Regions from separate parts of the Homo sapiens genome. Here region 2 is linked to region 1. The links are chromatin contacts, found by Hi-C or POLR2A ChIA-PET in ENCODE. All regions are on one chromosome and are shown on one strand. The core of a region is the stretch at or near the end of the contact, and the rest is flanking DNA. Distances in the headings are between cores, read along the strand shown.

What was found. A loop is a pair of places that touch in the nucleus more often than their neighbours do. ChIA-PET counts read pairs that join two places held with the same protein, here RNA polymerase II (POLR2A). Pooled maps may share reads with other maps.
Region 2: a loop to region 1 is called in a pooled map, with 2.2 times the contacts of the local background. The contact joins the enhancer-like site here to the promoter of EMILIN2 in region 1. A Hi-C loop is called at or near these places in 1 of 50 pooled maps. POLR2A ChIA-PET finds 5 or more read pairs at or near these places in 2 of 52 experiments (CD8-positive, alpha-beta T cell and WTC11).

Annotation. Positions count from the first base shown.
Region 1 is chr18:2,842,450-2,848,485 of GRCh38, forward strand. It overlaps EMILIN2 (elastin microfibril interfacer 2), which reads left to right and starts at 4,557. Exons shown (of 8, transcript NM_032048.3): 1 at 4,557-4,873; 2 at 5,360-5,482. The coding sequence starts at 4,740. RefSeq lists silencers at 4,775-4,824, 5,445-5,534.
Region 2 is chr18:3,033,444-3,038,804 of GRCh38, forward strand. No RefSeq gene overlaps it. Among named protein-coding and RNA genes, the nearest start is that of LPIN2, 23 kb to the left of the region's middle. Within about 2 kb of position 4,073, at least 14 of the 41 ENCODE cell types and tissues checked have a DNase peak (open chromatin) inside an H3K27ac peak, as active enhancers do; they include CD8-positive, alpha-beta T cell, where a contact is called at or near this core.

The sequences.
Region 1 (6,036 bases), core at 3,307-5,806:
ATGGGGAAACCCTGTCTCTACTGAAAATACAAAAACTAGCTGGGTGTGGTGGTGTGCACCTGTAGTCCCAGCTACTCAGGAGGCTGAGGTGGGAGGATCACCTGAGCCCAGGAGGTCAAGGCTGCAGTGAGCCCTGATTGTACCACCGCACTCCAGCCTGGGTGACAGACCCAGACACTATCTCAAAAAAAAGAAAGAAAAAAAAATTGTTCTGAAGGTCCCTCTCCAACATAATGCCTATTTCAAATGGAGCTAAACAAAATTGTATTGCCCATATCCTGGCATTCCAGAACACAGAACAGGCTAGATGCTGCAGCCAGTTCATTTTTCTTGGGGATGTTTCTCTTTCCCTATTAAACTCATTGTTTTTAAAAGAAAGAAGGGTGTCTTTTATTCAAGATATCTAGTCTTCAAGAACTTTGTTTTTCCATCATTAAATAAGCAGAAAAAGGAAGCAATAAAGACACCTAAAAGTACACCTAGAAATCCAGGGGACAGTTTTTTTGAACTTTTGAATTCCAGAAAGTAAAGAGCTGAGGCGGGAGGGTCGCTTGAGCCACAAGTTCGAGACCAGGCTGACAACATAGTAAGACACCTATCTCTACAAAAAAACTGATAAAAATTAGCCAGATGAGGTGGCACGTGCCTGTAGTCCCAGCTATTCAGGAGGCTGAGGCAGGAGGATTGCTTGAGCCTGAGAGGTGGAGGCTGTAGTGAGCCATGGTAGCACCACTGCCCTTCAGCCTGGGCGACAGAGCAAGATCCTGTATCAAAAAAAAAAAAAAAAAAAAAAAGGGAAGATGAGGGATCAGAAGGGCGGAAAGACAAGGCTAATCTCATGATTCTTGACCACATCCTAGATGCAAATCAGTTCATCTTGATCAAATGTCCCCTGCGCAGATGACGGGGGTGGGGCTAGGGGAAATGTATTTGCCTGCTGCCTCAGTGATAGTCACTTTCCTTTTCCAACAGGCAATGGAGGGGGCACCTGGGTGTGCTGGAGGCCCAAGAGGCTCACTGCTTCCAAGAGAACTGTCCCTAAACACGTACAGAGCCTGATGAACATCTTACGTCATGACCCACAAGTGAATAAGAGAATGGATTGTATGAAGTAGTTCTTCCTTGAATTTTTGCTTTAGGTAAGTTGGTCACACAATCAAGGGTGTGTGTCCCAAGTTACTATGGGACACTTGTTTTTAAAGCAGAAGAAATTCCTTCAGATTGTTATATAAAATATAGTTTTCAAGTGCTCACTTAAGGTACTTGGCAGCATATAAAAAATTCATACTTGCAGCTTTCTGGCAGTCATATCCACGTTATTGTTCATGGCAGGGATCAGAAGTCCTGCCCAATTAGTCTGTTTCTTAGTGTGCTGAAGCTCTCTATCCTCCGGAAGCTTCCCTCTGTCTTGTTTCTTATGCAGGGCTCTCTGGTTCCTGAGTTTGTTGCATCCCTTCCTCCAGCTGGAGTAGAGAAAACAAAGAGGGTCTCTTGGGATCTTGGCCTCAAATCAAGAAATAACCTTGTGGCTGGGCACAGTGGCTAATGCCTGTAATCCCAAGACTTTAGGAGGCGAAGGCAGGAGGATTGCTTGAAACCAGGAGTTCAAGATCAACCTGGGCAACAAAGTTAGACCCCCCCGCCCATCTCTACAAAAAATAAAAAATTAGCTGGGCATGGTGGTGTGTGCCTGTACTCCTAGCTGCTTAGAAGACTGAAGTAGGAGGATCACTTGAGCCCAGGAGTTGGAGGCTATAGTGAGCTGTGATGGTATACAAAAAATCAGCCTGTTATGGTGGTGTGCGCCTGTAGTCCCAGCTATTCAGGAGACTGAGGCAGGAGGATTGCTTGAGCCCAGGGATATCGAGGCTGCAGTGCACCATGATTGCACCACTGTACTGCAGCCTAGATGAGAGAGCAAGACTCCATCTCAAGAGAAAAAAAAAAAACAAAAAAGTAAAAGAATGGAATAATAGGCCGGGCACAGTGGCTCATGCCTGAAATCCCAGCACTTTAAAAAGCCAAGACAGGAGGATGGCTTGAGATTAAGTGTTCAAGACCAGCCTGGGAAACGTGGTGAGATCCCATCACTACCAAAAATTCAAAAAATTAGCTGAGTGTAATGGCACACACCTGTGGTCTCAGCTACTCAGGAGGCTAAGGTAGGAGGATTGCTTGAGCCTGGGAGGTCGAGGCTGCAGTGAGCCATGATCATGCCACTGGACTCCAGCATGGGTGACAGAGTGAGACCCTTTCCCCCAAATAAATAAATAAAAATACAAAAGAGGGAAGTAACCTTCTGAAAGTCAAGAATGTTCTGTCTTCCAGGGGCAGACCCACAATAACATACATGGGCTTATGTCTAGAGAAAGACATGCAATAAACATTAGCTCACTTAGTTGACTGTCCATCAGGAACGCTAACACCCTTCATTGCATGGCAATGCCTGGAAGCTCTCCAAACACAAGCCCCGTGTCAGTTTGGGCTCACTCATGAATCCTCAGTATTTTTGCACAATGCCTAGCTTGTAACAGATGCTCAGAATGAAATTTATTTACCAATAAATGTTATTGATAGCTGATTAAATATAGTATTGTGGTCATCTCAATGACAAGTTGGCCCTTATACTCTTAGACAACTTCCTATTATAACTTTGATTTGACGGAAAAAACAGATTGACTTGATCAGTTCAATGCACTTTCAAGTTTGAGATTTACCTGTACCAGACACACATTGGAGTTGTTCTCTGCTAATTGTAGACACACACAACTTGTGTGTTTCCCCCATTTCCCCCCCTCTTCCTCTTCTTCATTTCTATACTCTGTTTCTACTCTATGAGTCTTTACGGCCAAGATGGTGTTAGGACAGGCAGGATAGGGAAGTCACACAGAAAGATACAGATTGGGTTACGAAAGACAGCTTTTTATCCCTTTCTGTTATTTCCCCCCCACGGTGGCTCTTTTGAAGGCTGGGATGACTTCAGTCCACTATTTGCATGATCTTCCGCTTAAGAGTCCAGGGACAGATGATGTCCTTACATGGTATAATGTTCTGCTTGGCCCTTGTAGTTTCTACTTAGGGACTTCTCTTTCTTTCATCTGCAAATCAAAAGGTCCAACAACACCATCAAAGAATATTAGAAACAAAATAGACCAATGGCTTCATTTAGTAAAGTAGGAACATAGCAAACGTTTTTATTTTTTATTTTTTGCGACAGATTTTCACTCTTTTTGCCCAGGCTGGAGTGCAGTGGTGAGATCCCGGCTCACTGCAACCTCCATCTCTCTGGTTCAAGCGATTCTCCTGCCTCAGCCTCCCAAGTAGCTGGGATTACAGGCATGTGCCACCGTGCCCGGCAAATTTTTTTTTTTTTTTTGTACTTTTAGTAGAGACGGGGTTTCTCCATGTTGGTCAGGCTGGTCTTGAACTCCCGACGTCAGGTGATCCACCCGCCTCGACCTCCCAAAGTGCTGGGATTACAGGCGTGAGCCACCCCGCCTGGCCCATAGCAAAGCTTTATTCACTTAACGAGTCATGGCCAACAGCGTCTGGTTAGCTCACAGAGGCCACAGTTTTATCTGTGGAGTCTGGTAACCACGCCACTCACGACCCTGTACATTGATTAGATGCAGCAGGTCATCTCAAACACACAGCTCTCTCCAACACCCCTTAGAATACAACACTTGGGTGGTGATTTTACTTAACATTCTGGTACTTCATCCCAAAAAGACATCGGTAGAGATTAGTGTAACTCAACAACAGGCAGAAAACATACAAGAAAGTTTAAGACGGATGTCTAGCAGTGCCTGAACTGTTAAGAAGCAAACGTGAGTAAATGCCTTAGTTTCAATAGAAAAAGAAAGTTCACAGTGGGACCTCAGAAGCAGAGGCTGTGAGATCACCTTTCAAGAATTGGAGGAGAATTGCAGTAAGTGATAGAGCCGGACGCTGAGCTGCAGCAGCCTCTGGGAATTGGCGGGGCTGTGGCTTGTCCTGTCCTGCCGCCCCCCGCGTGGCCTCGGAAACTGTCAGATGGTGCCTAAGGCAGAGTTGGGCAAAGAAAGAACCAGCGTTCGTTTCCTCCTGGACTCTCTAGGTCCATGGAGCTGGTGGGGGAACGGCCCTGTCTTGCCCGAGGAGGAAATTCGAGTCGAGCCCCCACTCCTCTCCCCGCGGGACTGATAAACATGTCCCTCATTCGCCCCGGGAGGCTGGCACCCAGGCACGACGCGAGGACGGCCAGACTCGCCGACGGCGGCCGCGTCCCGGGGGGCCGGGAGCGAGCCTGTCGGAAGGTGGGAGGCGGAGTCGCTCGGCATCTGGGAAGAGACCAAAGGAATGAGTCATTGGAAATGCTGTAACGTAGACCCTTATCCCAAACCCTTTCGCCCCTCCACCCCGAGCCCCCTGCCGAGAAGCGAAGGGACTGGAGACGGGGAGACTTGGTGGGGGGAGAGTCACGTTTCGGAGAGGGAAGTGAAATAAAGAGGGCGGCACCCGGGGGGACCTGTGCGTCATTGAGGGACCGGGGAGAAGCGCAGGGCGCACGGGGCTGCAGAAGGAGAAGTAGGAACGAGAAGCCGGAGGGGGCGGCCGCGGAGCACTGGTTGGAGCGCCGCGAAGCGCCCGAGCCTCTTGCCTTCGCGGGCGGCGCCCTGGCCGCCGGCAGCCTTGTGGCCGGTGCCCCGATCCGCCGCGCTCCGGACCCGGGCAGGCGGGGCGCGCCCGCTGCGCGCGGGATGTGGCAGCCCAGACGGCCCTGGCCCCGCGTGCCCTGGCGCTGGGCGCTGGCGCTGCTGGCCCTGGTTGGCGCGGGGCTGTGCCACGCCGGCCCGCAGCCCGGGTATCCCGCGCGGCCCAGCGCCAGGAACAAGTAAGTGCGCGCCCCTTGGCTGGCCCCAAACCGCCTACCCCTCCCCGGCCCCCAGTTGAGCCCCAGAGCTGCCCTGCCAAAGACGACGAGCGGCAGCCGGGGGCCTCCCTTGGACTTCCCCGGGCGGCTCCCTCTGCGGGGGACCGCGCGCTCCGCAGCCGGCGCCTCAGGCAGAGCTGACTCCGGGGGCGTGGGCGCAGAGAGCGTCCCGCAGACCCGGGCGATCCGAAAACGACTCCCAGGAATTCCATGAGCCCCTGGGACCATGGGTGCTTTTCTTTCCCGTCTTGGTCGGGTCCAGGCGCGCGCTCTCCAGAGGCGCACCCGGGCACCCTCCGGCGTCTGCTCGGTGAAGCTCCCGCCTCCGCAGAGGGCGACGGGCCCCCCCGACCCTCGCTCGGTCTGGTGCCGCAGTCCCCTCTCCCCTGGCCTCATTGTTCTCCGGGTTTACCCCGTGCCCCTCTCCCTCTCTCTCCTGCACCCCAGGAACTGGTGCGCCTACATCGTGAACAAGAATGTGAGCTGCTCCGTGCTGGAGGGAAGTGAGAGTTTTATTCAGGCTCAGTACAACTGTGCCTGGAACCAGATGCCCTGTCCGTCGGCGCTGGTGTAAGTCCTGGAGCCGGGGAGCGGGCGGGGCGCGCCCGGGCCGGGGCGGTGGGGGTGGGGTGGGGTTGCTGCGCTGGGCTCCAGTCCCTCCGGTAAATCCCTTCCAGATCCGGTGAAAAGCCCGCAGCGGAAAAGCGCTCCGAGCGCTCGCGGGGCACCGGCCACGCTGGGCTATTTAGGGAGTGGGTGCTGCCCGAGTGAGTGGGGAGGATGCGCGCGCCTCGGGAGTGTGGGGTCGCGGGGGCGTAGGAGAGGATGAACAAAGCTCCCACTCCCACTTCTGTTTTCTCCCTTTCAATGTTTGTTTGTAACATAAGGCAGCTGAATCTAATTGGATCCATATTGTGTGTTCTGGGGCACACAGAAGATTCCAAAATGTATACTGCTAAAGACTATTCCGTATAGGATTCGCTGAGAGGTTTGGCTAAGTAGTGTTCTAAAACGAGTGAGTTCTGTCCGTATGTCCCCATAAAACGGAATCTTCCAGTTTTGTAGATGTCTAAGCTAAAACCTCAGGAACACTTTGCTTAAAAGTGTGGCTCCCCAGCATCCCT
Region 2 (5,361 bases), core at 2,823-5,322, 190 kb after region 1:
CTGCCTTCCACCTGGTTTCATGCTATTCTCCTACCTCAGCCTCCCAAGTAGCTGGGATTACAGGCGTACACCACCACACCTGGCTAATTTTTTGTATTTTTAGTAGAGACGGAGTTTCACTATGTTAGCCAGACTGGTCTTGAACTCCTGACCTCATGATCTGCCCGCCTCGGCCTCCCAAAGTGCTGGGATTACAGGCGTGAGCCACCGCACCTGGTCAAAAACCTCAGTTTTTAAATTTGATTCTTACATGGAAAGATATCCCAATGTTGGCAGGTACTACTGACTGGCAAACCTGATCTTCAGTCTAACTCCCTCCTCCCTTATCTACCTCTACCTTATGGGCTATAAAAAGTAGAATGTGGCCAGGTGCAGTGGCTCACACCTGCAATCCCAGCACTTTGGGAGGCCGAGGCAGGCGGATCATGAGGTCAGGAGTTCAAGACCATCCTGGCCAACATGGTGAAACCCCATCTCTACTAAAGATACAAAAATTAGCAGGGCATGGTGGCGTGCGCCTGTAGTCCCAGCTATTCGGGAGGCTGAGGCAGGAGAATCACTTGAACTTGGGAGGCAGAGGTTGCAGTGAGCCGAGATCGCACCACTGCACCCCAGCCTGGGCAACACAGTGAGACTCCATCTCAGGAAAAAAAAAAAAAAAAGGAGAATGTGTGTTCCAGCTTCTCTTGCAGACAGAATTGGCAGTGGTTCAGTTATCACCAGTAAGACATAAATGAAGTCTGAGGTATTGTTCCTTCTCCTCTGTGTATTCTTTTATTCTGCCTGTAACACACATGCAATGGCTAGAGCTGTAGCAGCTATCTTGTAACTGTAAGGGGATAAGCAGAAAACAAAAACCAACATTTTAAGGCTGGAGGGGCAGAAATATGGAGGGATCCTGAGTCCATGACAGCATCCTTGAGCAGCTCTTCTAGCCTTGGACTGTATACCTTGGAAGTCCTTGCTATATGAGAAAAAATCCTCCCATTTACCATCGATTTAAGCTACTGTCATTGAGGTCTTCTATTACTTGCAGCTGAGTGCATCTCTAATGAGTACCTCATTTCATAGTCTGGTTATGAGGGTAAATGAGATTAATGTAAATCTCTTAGAATCTCCCAGAGTAAGTCCTCAACAGAAGGTTACTGTTATTATTGAAAGAATGCCTCCACTGGCCAGGTGCAGTGGCTCACGCCTGTAATCCCAACACTTTGGGAGGCCGAGGCGGGCAGATCACAAGGTCAGGAGATCGAGACCATCCTGGCTAACATGGTGAAACCCCGTCTCTACTAAAAATACAAAAAAAAATTAGCCGGGCGTGGTGGCGGGCGCCTGTAGTCCCAGCTACTCGGGAGGCTGAGGCAGGAGAATGGTGTGAACCCGGGAGGCGGAGCTTGCAGTGAGCAGAGATCGCGCCACTGCACTCCAGCCTGGGCAACACAGCAAGACTCCGTCTCAAAAAAAAAAAAAAAAAAAAGTATGCCTCCATTACCATCTATTTTCCCCCAGCCCTGGTCCTGTGGCATCTGAGCTTTAAAAGGGAAGAAACACAGGTGCTTACCTGTTTTTTTCATCAACCTATGCATTCCTGAGGAAATACTATCATATTTCAAAGATGCCATCATAGGCAACATCTTTCAAAAAAGCAAGAGAACTAGAGCACTGAGCCAAGGTATTGGTCTCTCCTATCTCCAGTCTTCTCCTCTATGTATACTGGATAAACACAACTCCAACAAAAAGCCTTCCCTGGGGCCCTTCTTTGCCCCTGCACTCATGAAGTTTCCCCCAAGTTAATACCTGAATGCCCTTCCTTGGCTCTTCACAAGCTGCTTTTCTCTCCGTCTTCAAGCCTCAGCTCCCAAGACCCCTCCTCATAGAGACCTTCCCTGGTGACCTTTTCTTTTCTTTTCTTTTCTTTTTTAGACAGAGTCTCCCTCTCTCGCCCAGGCTGGAGTGCAGTGGCGCGATGTCGACTCACTGCAAGCTCCGCCTCCGGGGTTCAAGCGATTCTCCTGCCTCAGCCTCCAGAGTAGCTGGGACTACAGGCACCTGCCACCGCGCCAGGCTAATTTTTTGTATTTTTAGTAGAGCGGGGTTTTCACCGTGTTAGATAGTCTCAAACTCCTGATCTCATGATCCACTGGCTTCGGCCTCGCAAAGTGCTGGGATTACAGGCATGAGCCACTGCGCCCAGCCCCTGGTGATCTTTTCTAAGGCTGCTTTCTCCACTATTCTCCATTTCCTTTTATTTTTAAATTTTTCTGTAGAGATGAGGTCTCCCTTTGTTCCCCAGGCTGGAGTGCTGTGGTGCAATCATAGTTCACTGAAGACTCAAACTCCTAGGCACAAGCAATCCCCACCTCAACCCCCGAGTAGCTGGGACTACAGGTACACACCGTCACGCATGGCTAATTTTTAAATTTTTTTGTAGAGACGGGGTCTTGCCATGTTTATCAGGCTGGTTTTGGACTCCTGGCCTCTAGCAATAAGACTGCCTCAGCCTCCCAAAATGCTGGGATGACAGGTGTGAGCCATTGCACCCAGCCTACTCTCCCATCTTACCGTCCTGCTTATTTTCTCTTGTAATTATCTCATTTATTTGTTTGTTTGTTGCTTGTCTTGCCTTTAAGGCTGCACACTTCATTTGAGCAGGATCTTATCTGTTTTGTTCACCAATGCACCTGGGCACATAGCATAGTGCCTGACACTTAGTAGATGCTCAATTAATATTTGTAAATTCTTTTTTTTTTTTTTCCTTGAGACAGTCTCACTCCGTCACCCAACCTGGAGCACAGTGATGCAATGTTGGCTCACCGCAACCTCTACCTCCTGGGATCAAGGGATCCTCCCACCTCAGCCTGTGGAGTAGCTGAGACTACAGGCACGTAGTCCCACACCTGGCTAATTGTCGTATTTTTTGCAGAGATGGGGTTTTACCATGTTGCCCAGGCTTGTCTCAAACTCCTGAACTCAAGTGATCTGCCCACCTTGCCCTCCCTAAATGCTGGGATTACAGGTATGAGCACCATCATGCCTAGCCAATATTTGTTAATTCGTTAACCAAACCTCTAAAAGCTCAATGAAGTTTTAGTTCTAGCCTAAAATCTATGCTGGTAAAACAGGATAAATTGGTGGCTTATTGCTCACATGTCAGAAGGCTCCTTTGTTTTATAAAAAGATTCAAGGCAGATTTCAAAAAGAATTAAGCTTCACTTTCAAAAATTCCTTTTATGTTCAGATTTTCAGGAACATGGAAACGGTATTACAGGAAGTGATCTACATCTTATCGCTCCCACATGTGCAGCATTTAATATGTAAAGATTGCTAAAGATGCTATGTCTCCCAAACTGTGTGTACTTCTCATTAAATGTTTTTCTGTCTCCTTTCATTGGGAAAAGCCATAAAATGGCAAGGCAGGTGAATAAACAGCAGTGACAATTCTTTTTTTTTTTTTTTTTTGAGACGGAGTCTCGCTCTGTCGCCCAGGCTAGATAGAGTGCAGTGGTGCGATCTCGGCTCATTGCAAGCTCCGCCTTCCGGGTTCATGCCATTCTCCTGCCTCCGAGTAGCTGGGACTACAGGTGCCCGCCACCACGCCAGGCTAATTTTTTGTATTTTTAGTAGGGACGGGGTTTCACCGTGTTAGCCAGGATGGTCTCGATCTCCTGACCTCGTGATCCGCCCGCCTCGGCCTCCCAAAGTGCTGCGATTACAGGCATGAGCTACCACGCCTGGCCTGTTTTATTTTATAATTGTATGAAGAATAAAGTAAATTAATGTTTATAATAACATATGGTATAGAAATTCCTAGGAGCTGAACTAAAGCAAACTAAAAAACAAACAAACAAACAAACAAACAAACAAAAAACTTATAATGAGTATTTGTGAGTTAGGCATATTTTATCTTTTAGTATAAAATACAAATATAATTTTGTATGGATATCTCTAGTTAATTTTCATTCATTGATTACTCCTTACATCACTTAAGTCAGCAGGTTCATTTCCTTTTGAAATATGCTGATGCAGAAAATAGCAACTAACTGAGCCAGTTTTGTGACCAAAGATAGCTAGTCACAGTGGAGCTAGTTGGGAACAGAGCACAAAGCCCTGACTCACCGTGTAGCCTTTCCTCGTTGTGAAACCTTTCTCCTTCCTGTTTACATTTTCACTTCAGCCAACATATATTGCGTACCTAGAAGGGGGCTAAACATAGCACAAGGTAGAAACCAATAAGGCCTGGGCTGTTTGGCTTTCCCTCCCAGGACTCATATAGTAGGATCTTCCCTCTAACACAATAAAGGAATTTGGATTTTGTGCAGCTGCGAAAGGACAAATGCCCACTGCAGGGCTAAAACTCCAAGCAGAAGTTATCAAGTGGAGGCAAACATTTTGCTTCTTGGAAGTTGCTCTTTATTAGACTTTGGTGGTAAAGATATGTTAGTTCCAACTACAGATTAAGATGTTTATGGTCTCTTACAACCATATTGTTTAGCATTTCGTGTTTGGACTTTTTGCAAGTAACTTACAAAAGAAATTGATTTTTTTACACAATAGCAAAGAGGATTTGTTCGTTTATTTATTGAGATGGAATCATTCTGTCGTCCAGGCTGGAGTACAGTGGAGTGATCCCGCCTCACTGCAACCTCTGCCTCCTCAGTTCAAGCGATTCTCCTGCCTCAGCCTCCCAAGCAGCTGGAATTACGGGCACCCGCCACCACACTCGGCTAATTTTTGTATTTTTAGTAGAGACGAGGTTTCACCATGTTGGCCAGGCTGGTCTCAAACTCCTGACCTCAGGTGATCCGCCCGCCTCGGCCTCCTGAAGTGCTGGGATTACAGGCGTGAGCCAGTGTGCCCCGCCTGTTTATTTATTTATTTTTTGAGATAGGATCTCTTCGGCTGGGCGCGGGCTCACGCCTGTAATCCCAGCACTTTGGGGGGCCGAGGCGGGTGGATCACGAGGTCAGGAGATCGAGACCATCCTGGCTAACAGGGTGAAACCCCGTCTCTGCTAAAAATACAAAAAATTAGCCGGGCATCATGGCGGGCGCCTGTAGTCCCAGATGCTCGGGAGGCTGACGCAGGAGAATGACGTGAACCCGGGAGGCGGAGCTTGCAGTGAGCCGAGATCGCGTCACCGCACTCCAGCCTGGGCGACAGAGCGAGACTCCGTGTCAAAAAATAAAAAAGAGAGATAGGATCTCGCTCTGTCACCCAGGCTAGAGTGCACTGGGGTGATAATGGCTCTCTGCAGTCTTGACCTCCCAGGCTCAAGCGATCCTCCACCTCAGCCCGCCTCAGCCTCCTGAATAGTTGGGACTACAGGCGTACGCCACCATGCTTGGCTAATTTTTAATTTTT